3 separate regions of the Homo sapiens genome follow, and all the other regions are linked to region 2. A link is a contact called in ENCODE Hi-C or POLR2A ChIA-PET data. All regions are on one chromosome and are shown on one strand. Each heading gives the region's core, a stretch centred on a gene start or an enhancer-like site at or near the end of the contact. The rest is flanking DNA. Distances are from core to core; before and after follow the strand shown.

What was found. A loop is a pair of places that touch in the nucleus more often than their neighbours do. ChIA-PET counts read pairs that join two places held with the same protein, here RNA polymerase II (POLR2A). Pooled maps may share reads with other maps.
Region 1: a pooled map shows a loop between it and region 2 (2.9-fold over the local background). The contact joins two enhancer-like sites. A Hi-C loop is called at or near these places in 1 of 37 single-sample maps with no recorded cell type and 3 of 50 pooled maps. POLR2A ChIA-PET finds 5 or more read pairs at or near these places in 4 of 52 experiments (BJ, OCI-LY7, WTC11 and 1 more).
Region 3: a map with no recorded cell type shows a loop between it and region 2 (18-fold over the local background). The contact joins two enhancer-like sites. A Hi-C loop is called at or near these places in 12 of 37 single-sample maps with no recorded cell type and 7 of 50 pooled maps. POLR2A ChIA-PET finds 5 or more read pairs at or near these places in 5 of 52 experiments (AG04450, H1, OCI-LY7 and 2 more).

Annotation. Positions count from the first base shown.
Region 1 is chr22:40,398,972-40,401,671 of GRCh38, reverse strand. It overlaps SGSM3 (small G protein signaling modulator 3), which reads right to left. Exons shown (of 22, transcript NM_015705.6): 2 at 859-976; 3 at 1-79. The coding sequence starts at 865. Among named protein-coding and RNA genes, the nearest start is that of SGSM3, 30 kb to the right of the region's middle. RefSeq lists an enhancer at 2,658-2,700. Within about 2 kb of position 1,336, at least 8 of the 41 ENCODE cell types and tissues checked have a DNase peak (open chromatin) inside an H3K27ac peak, as active enhancers do; they include OCI-LY7, where a contact is called at or near this core.
Region 2 is chr22:40,591,423-40,594,136 of GRCh38, reverse strand. All of the region lies in intron 2 of MRTFA (myocardin related transcription factor A), which reads left to right. Among named protein-coding and RNA genes, the nearest start is that of MRTFA, 44 kb to the left of the region's middle. RefSeq lists an enhancer at 353-552 and a silencer at 398-692. Within about 2 kb of position 1,321, at least 4 of the 41 ENCODE cell types and tissues checked have a DNase peak (open chromatin) inside an H3K27ac peak, as active enhancers do; they include OCI-LY7, where a contact is called at or near this core.
Region 3 is chr22:40,435,209-40,438,141 of GRCh38, reverse strand. MRTFA (myocardin related transcription factor A) reads left to right here. Exons shown (of 15, transcript NM_020831.6): 5 at 2,588-2,643. Among named protein-coding and RNA genes, the nearest start is that of SGSM3, 66 kb to the right of the region's middle. RefSeq lists enhancers at 1,112-1,161, 1,232-1,281, 1,402-1,531, 1,792-1,851. Within about 2 kb of position 1,486, at least 22 of the 41 ENCODE cell types and tissues checked have a DNase peak (open chromatin) inside an H3K27ac peak, as active enhancers do; they include OCI-LY7, where a contact is called at or near this core.

The sequences.
Region 1 (2,700 bases), core at 87-2,586, 190 kb after region 2:
GTGTACTTGGCCAAGATCTCCTGGGGCCATATGCTCGGAGTCAGGGCTGAGAAAGGGCCACAGGCAGGTGTATGGCTTCCTAAAACCAAAGAGGACCAGGAGAACAATCAAGAAAATGCAGAGGCAGGCCAGGCGCAGTGGCTCACGCCTGTAATCTCAGTACTTTGGGAGGCCGAGGTGGGCAGATCACCTGAGGTCAGGAGTTTGAGACCAGCCTGGCCAACATGGAGAAACCCATCTCTACTAAAAATACAAAATTAGCTGGGCGTGGTGGCACATGCCTGTAATCCCAGCTACTCGGGAGGCAGGAGAATAGCTTGAACCCAAGAAGCGGAGGTTGCAGTGAGCAAGGATCGTGCCATTGCGCTCCAGCCTGGGCAACAAGAGCGAAACTCTGCCTCAAAAAAATAAAAAAAAAATAGAAAATGCAGAGGCAAAATTCAAATCAGGAAATACCCTCTCCCTCTAAGAGCACCAGCATTAAAGGGACTGGCCCATCTCAAGCGTGCTGGGTAGGGAAGGAGCAGAGTGAAAGAAACCTCCTAGAAATCAGCAAATTTCTGGAGAAGAGGGGAAAGAAACAGCAGCACATTACAAAACATGACCAAACTTCATCTTCCGGCCTCTTTCTCCACCTGAGGACTGCAGATCTGCGGGTTGGAGAGCTGGAGGAGGAGAGCTAGAGAGCAGAGCTGAGAAGGAAGTTTTAATAACTTTCTCAGCCAGCCAGAAGCCTTCCCTACCATCTCCACCTCTCTTATCTGGATGGTGTTTTATGGAAAACAAGCCACCTTCCATCCCTCTGGCTCCTCTGTGAGAGCTTCAAACCCCGTTTCCAAGTCCAGCCCCTGCCTCTACCTGACATTGTGCTGGTGGGCTGGCAAGTCTTCTGCAGCTCCAATCTTAGAAGTCTCCTATCCTGCTATCTTAGAGCTGGAAGGCTCCTCAGGCTTCATCTGGTCCAGAATCATCTGCCCTGTTAGAAGAGAAAAGAGGAAAGTCATTCTATTTTTATTTTTATTTTTTTTTAGACAGAGTCTCGCTTGGTCACCTCAGGCTGGAGTGCAGTGGTGCAATCTCAGCTCACTGCAACCTCTGCCTCCTGGGTTCAAGAGATTCTTCTGCCTCGGCCTCCCGAGTAGCTGGGACTACAGGGTTGCACCACCACACCCGGCTGATTTTTGTCTTTTTAGTAGAGACGGGGTTTCACCATATTGGCCAGGCTGGTCTCGAACTCCTGACCTCGTGATCCCGCCGGCCTCGGCCTCCCAAAGTGCTGGGATTACAAGCATGAGCCACCGCGCCCGGCCAAGCCTTTACTTCCTTTTACTTCTAACCACAGAATTAAAGGCTCTCACTCTACGAAAGGAAGTAGGTGACAACGAGGAGATGTGGTTGAAAGATTTCAAGACAAGTTACATTCCGGTTTTTGAAATCATATTTACCTAAACCTGGCACTGAAGAAAAATTTACTTTTGCCATTTTTCACACAATGAGAATTCAGAAATGACAGTTGTTATCCTGGTCCATAACAGAACCTATTCTCCATGCTATCTGCCATGGAATTCTGGTGTTGGGAATTCTAGATAAATCGGGAAGAATTAGGTAAGTGAGAAGCAAAAAAGAGGAAAATCAAACCACCACTTCAAAGGAGCTGTGAGAAAATCCCAGTTCTCTTTAAAGACATACAAGTGTGGGGGCAAAAATAGCTCCTGTGGGCAGCTCAGCTGTGTCCCGGCCTCTGCTCCTGCCCCAGACACACACTGGCCAAGCCAAGTTTAGGATAAAGGCCACAGCAGAACATTCCTGACTGTTACAGAGGCTTTGGTACCCAAATGGGAGAGACGCTCCCTCCTGCTTCCAGACATGCCTGCTGAGAACCAGATGGCAGAACCTGCTTCCCCAACAGGCCAGCCATCCTGGTTGGTTGGTTCTGTGTGAAGAGAATGGAATTTTAATGTCTTCCTTCAGTGTAAAATATATGTGATATAGGGTTTCCCTCAGAACTATGAGCTGGATGATTACATATTTTTACATTAAAGAGACTGAGCTAGAAATTTTAAAAAGCATGTCATGTCATCATTCAATCCTTACAACACATTCATTCCTTACACAACAGAAAATAAGCCTAGGAGAGACTGATAGTTTCCAAATGGACTCCCAAAACTTTGCCCTGCCACACCATGTAACCCCACCCTGTGAAATGACGGACACATGGCCACCAGCTAGATGGCCCTGGGAATGGAACCCAGTGCTCTATTACGCCTCCTGCTGGCTTGGAGCCTGAGATGGCAAATGGCTGTGGCAGAACAACCACGTGTCAGCTTTGGGAGGGAGTGGGCTCAGCGCTCATCCTCTGCACCATGATTAAAAGTAAAGACATCTTGGCTGGGCGCGGTGGCTCACGCCTGTAATCCCAGCACTTTGGGAGGCTGAGGTGGGCGGATCACTTGAGGCCAGGAGTTTGAGACCAGCTTGGCCACCATGGTGAAACCCTGTCTCTACTAAAAATACAAAAAAATTAGCCAGGCATGGTGATGCATCCCTGTAATCGCAGCTACTTGAGAGGCTGAGGCACAAGAATTGCTTGAACCCGGGAGGCAGAGGTTGCAGTGAGCCAAGATCGCACCACTGCCCTCCAGCCTGGGTGACAGAGTGAGACTCTGTCTCAAAAAAAAAAAGTAAAGACATCTCCAGTCC
Region 2 (2,714 bases), core at 72-2,571:
GATTTGACACAACATGCTTTGTTCCTATCTTAAGCTCCTGGGCCTGAACAAAAGTACACCAGATAGAGCTTTGGCTTATGTATCTGTCTTATGTCAGGTGCCTGCAAAAAGAGCTATAGATGGCAGTTCACGCAGCTCTGCAAAACTATTTCTGTCAGAATATTTCCTGTCAAGGTAAAGGCTACTGCTAGTTCATGTAGTTCTAGTTTTCTACCACCATAAGTATGTTGAGATTCCCGTTGCTTATTGGTACAGGAGACCTGGCTCAGTTGCAGAGTAAACTTGACAGTCAAAACGGAACTCCCCAACCAGGAATCCTGTAAACTTGTGTGTGGGGTTCTATGGGTTGATGTCAGTCTGGACTCTTGCTGCATCTACACTTAGCACAGGTTCTTGAGACTGGCTTTCTCTCAGTCACAAAGAAGAGATTAGTACATTGCTACAGGGAAAAACAGTGTAGCCACTTCCTATAGCAGAAGGAACATGGCCTTGGAATTGACGCTGCTGTCTAGGAAGGAGGAGGAGACGGTAGATTAAAGTTAAACTTCTGTAAATGAATCCTTTGTCATCATCTAGTGGTCTGAATTTTCTGGGTGTGATCTGTGTGGTCAGTAAATTATCTTTTTTCTATTGTTCTACTTTTATATTGGGGTAATAAACTATTCCATGGAAATACTGTGTGATAAAATTAATGGAAAGTAAAGAAAGGTACCAACTTTTATTGAATTCCTGCTGGAGTTAGGCATTGTACTGTAAATTTTCATGTATGTTCTTTTACTGAAATATATCAAGTTCATTGATATTACAGCTTTTCAAGTCTAGGTGAATAATATTGTGACTCAGTGTCTTGAACTATTTATAATAGCCATTTAGAGGAAATAGAATTTTGTAGTGTTTTATGTTACTTCATTTGTTTTCTGGAGAAGGAAAGAATAATTATATGAGTTAATTTTTTTCTTTTTTTGGGGGCTTGCTACTGATTAGCCAAAGGCAGGGTGGAGACTGGCGGGTTTGAAATTAGAGACACCTGTGCTGTTTTGGGAAGTTGAGGCTCTTGACCTAGGATTTGCTGAAGTTGGTGCAGGAGAGGTCAGTGTAGGTTAATATTTTCAGAGCTCAAAGCAAGTGTGGATTGGGGTTGTTTATAGGTGCAGTTTTGCTTGATCTCTGTATCTGCAAATGGAGTAAAAAAGTACAGTACTGCTGTTTTGGGAAACTTCTGCAAAAGTCCCTGAGCCAATGCAAATTAATTTTCTTCAAAAATACCAAGAAAATTCCCCATTTGGCTGTTTCACCTGGTTGAGGGAATTGACTCTTGTCATTATGCTTGTAAAGAAATTACCAGGCTGGGTGTGGTAGTTCATGCCTGTAATTCCAGCACTTTGGGCGGCTGAGGTGGATGAATTGCTTGAATCCAGGAGTTTGAAACCAGCCTGGGCAACATGGTGAAATCCTGTCTCTACAAAAAACACCAAAAAAAATTAGCCAGGCATGGTGACATGTGCCTGTAGTCCCATTTGCTAGAGAGGCTGAGGTGGGAGGATTGCTTGAGCCTGGGAGGTAGAGGCTGTAGTGAGGTGTGATTGCATCACTGCATTCCAGCCTGGGTGACAGAGTGAGACCCTGTCTCCAAAAAAAAAAAAAGAAAAAAAAAATGTCCACAGATTTTTTTTTTTTTTTAAGTTAAGAGACAGGGTCTTGATTTATTACCCAGGCTGGAGTGCAGTGTGGAACATTTACAGTTCACTGTAGCCTTGACCTCCTGGGTTCGAGTGATCCTTCTGCCTCAGCCTCCGGAGTAGCTAGGACTGCAGGTGTGTGCCACCACGCCTGGCTAATTAAAAAAAATAATTTTTTTTTTTTTTTTTTTGTAGAGACTGAGGTCTCACTGTGTTGTCCGGGTTGGTCTTGAACTCCTGGCCTCAAGTAATTCTCCTACCCCGGCCTCCCAAAGTGTTGGGATTTACAGGCATGAGCCACCATGCCTGGCCCACACATTCTTTTAAAACAATTATAAATTTGATTTTCTGTTTTTAAATTTTCTCTTGAAATTCTTCTCTCATGGGAGATACCATCTCTATGTCTTTCAGTCATGCAGTAATTGGGGGTCAGAATAAATTGTTCAGCTCTTTCCTAGGTGATATGCAATTAAACTGAAGTCTTCCTTCTCCTTTGGACTTGTGCATATATCTATGAAAGAAGAAAATCTGGTTAAGAGCAGCAGAATTACCTGGAGATACTATACTGTCCTTTCAAGGGCTGAAATGGACACATTAACATTTCTTAATCTATGCATTTTTCCATTTTTATTTTTCTGTCTATTGAATGAATTACTGTACTTTTCCTCTTGGCCACTTCCTTTTTATGGTTTAGTGAGATAAACTTAATATAATTTTTCCTTCTTTGTTGAACAAATGTTAGTTCTTTAAAAATAACTTTGAGGTATAATTTATATACTACAGAATTTACCTGTTTGAAGTGTACAGTTTATTTTTAGTAATTTTGTGGAGATGTGCAACCATTACCCCACTCCAGTATTACATTTCCAATACCCCAGAAAGATCCCTTGTAAACACCATTTTTAAACTTCCTTTGAAGTAAGGCGCACATTTTATTAAGTTCTGCATCGGATTTAATCTTCCACTCATGAAGTTTTCCACCACTCTGCGTATTGCACGTCTTCTTTCCTCCTCTTCTTTATATATTAGTTTCTT
Region 3 (2,933 bases), core at 237-2,736, 160 kb after region 2:
TTGGTAGCACTCAGTACTAGAACACAGATCCCTTGACTGTCTATCCAGAACTTCTGTGAGGTTTCGAACCCGGTTGAGAACCAGAATTCTGGCTGTTTAGATGAAAGTTTAGAGCTCTGCCGCAGAATCCTCCTGTCCTCCTGTCACTAGTCACCTTGTGTCCGTTTCTTACAGAATACTCACTAATTCATCGAGTGAATAATTATTGAGGGTATACTGTGTGCCTGGTATTCTAGGCACTTGGGGAATGCTGTGAGTGACTAAAAAAATAGACAAAACCCTTGCTGTGCTCTGATGGGGACATGTTGTAAATGTAAACGTGGGAGACTGAGAGTAAACAAGAAAAGTATGTAGTATTCCGCCTTTTTTTTTTTTTTTTGAGACGGAGTCTTGCTCTGTCTCCCAGGCTGGAGTGCAGTGGCACTATCTTGGCGCACTGCAACCTCTGCCTCCTGAGTTCAAGTGATTCTCCTGCCTCAGTCTCCTGAGTAGCTGGGATTACAGGCACCCTCTACCATGCCTGTACAAAAATGTTTGTATTTTTAGTAGAGACGGGGTTTCACCATGTTGGCCAGGCTCGTCTCGAACTCCTTACCTCATGATCTGCCCACCTCGGCTTCCCAAAGTGCTGGGATTGCAGGCGTGAGCCACCATGCCCAGCCAGATACGTAGTATTTATATAAAGACTGTCAAGACAGTGATGAGTGCTGCGGAGAAAAATGAGGCAGAAAAGGAAGCTGGGGTGGGGTGGACAGTGTCCGTTTTCTCTTGATTCTTTGTACTTACTGTCTCATGCATGTGCTAAGCTTTCCAAGAGCCAAGGTTACGTGTGATGCATCACACCCGGGTTCCTGCAGAGCAGGACGTTTGGAGTTGAGCTAGCGTTACACAGTAGAAGCAGGTGCAGGGGGTGTCTATTTACCCACTGAAATGCCCACGACCTGCCCATGTAAGAAGTGGGGAATCCTGGATAGTGCCCAGGTAGGTTGGGGAGGTAACTTGTACTGGTTTTTCTTTGATGTTATTTGTTAAATCTAGAGCTCCCCCTTCTGTTAGAAGATGGGATCTCAGTAGTACTTTTAAGACTGTAGTTTCTTTTTTATCTTAAGATTCACAAAAAATTTTTAAAAATAAATACCACTGGGACAATTGAAGCTTTCTTCTGGGACTGCTGTTGCTGAGGCCCAGCCCCCCGCTGGGGGTGGAGAGGAAGGAGGAAGAAGCACAACGGCCCAGGCAGGATAGGGTCCTATCTATGCTCTCTTGCTACTTTTAGCAGCTCCTTAACCCTGCACTCCTACCGCAGCCAGCAGCCTAGCAAAAGTTATCTCTGCTCGCAGTTTCACAGCTCTTTGGAAATTCTAGGGCAGGAGAAGTGAAACTGACCACAGTCTTATAAATTTCTCTCTTATTGCCTCTGTTCCCTACTTGAAGTGAGTCAGGCCTTTCCCTCTCATCCTCAGAGTGTCTTAAGTTGCTATTTGTCCTTACAGCCAAGTTTTTGACAAAAGGAGTCAGACCTTCCATTCATGGTGCAGCCTTTCTGGAGGCTCTTGGTTTGGTCTTGCCACCTGAGTGTTGTTTGCAGAAGTCGAGACTTGTGGTCTTTGTGTGGTATCCCCAGAATAGAGCTGAGCCCTTCGTCTCAGCTGTCGGTTGTGTGTGTTCCTTCACATACAATTGCCATGGGGTTCTTTTAGTCCTTAGAGATGAAATTCAAGTTAATTTTAGCAGCACTATAAATAACAGGTGCAGTGAAGAAGGAAATAGTGCCGAGTGGACATATATCTTTTTGGTTTTAACTGTCCCATTGAAACAGTTTGGCCACTTTATGATTCCTCGTGAGGTTGAGGAAGTAAGGTTAATTTGGCATGCATCTGTGCCCCTTCCTGTGTGCAGGTGTCCTGAGAATAATGTGAGGCCTAGCAGGCGTTCTTGGAGTCCTAGCTGAAGGGGGATTTGCGGCTGACGGTCCAGTCATGGGCCAGGGTGTTTGTTAAAGTTACATTCCATGGGTGCACTTTATATAGCCCAAGCTTAGGCAGTGACAGTTCCCATTAGGAGTCATATTTTGGTTTCTACCAAAACTGTTTGAATGGGGTAGCTAAACCATAAAGATACATGCTTACTCAGGTGTCATTGCCTTCACTTCAACTGATATTTATAGTACTACTAACAGTAATGTGATTTTTTTTTTTTTTTTTTGGGGGACGGTTTCTCGCTCTGTTGCCCAGGCTAGAGTGCAGTGGCGCAATCTCGGCTTACTGCAAGCTCTGCCTCCCAGGTTCACGCCATTCTCCTGCCTCAGCCTCCCTTGTAGCTGGGACTTCAGGCGCCCACCACCACCACGCCTGGCTAATTTTTTGTATTTTTAGTAGAGACAGGGTTTCACCATGTTAGCCAGGATGGTCTCGATCTCCTGACCTCGTGATCTGCCTGCCTCAGCCTCCCAAAGTGTTGGGATTACAGGCGTGAGCCACCACGCCCAGCCAGTAACATGAATTTAAGATGCCTTCTCCACTGAATATCGTAGCACTAGACATGATGCTTCGCTTGAAGGTAATCTTTACGGTTCTTCTCTCAACAGCTTTGAAAAGTCCAGCCGCATTTCATGAGCAGAGAAGGAGCTTGGAGCGGGCCAGGGTAAGGTACCTTTTTTCCCCCTCAGAACTCCCAAAGAGCATTTTCAGAGCTCATTGCATTGCTGGTTATATTTCCATTTAGAGCTTTCCATAGAACTCTGAGGCCAGAGCCTGCTAGACTCTAGGGCCAGCCCTGGCCTTGTGGTTTTAAATGGAAAGCTCTGCTTCTCCTACTTCATCCCTTCTCTCATTTACCTCCCATGGTGATTATATGGAACATGATTGGAATGAGGTTTCTCTTTTTGTACATTTAAGGATATGGAATGATCACCCGATCCTCCTTGCCTGAAT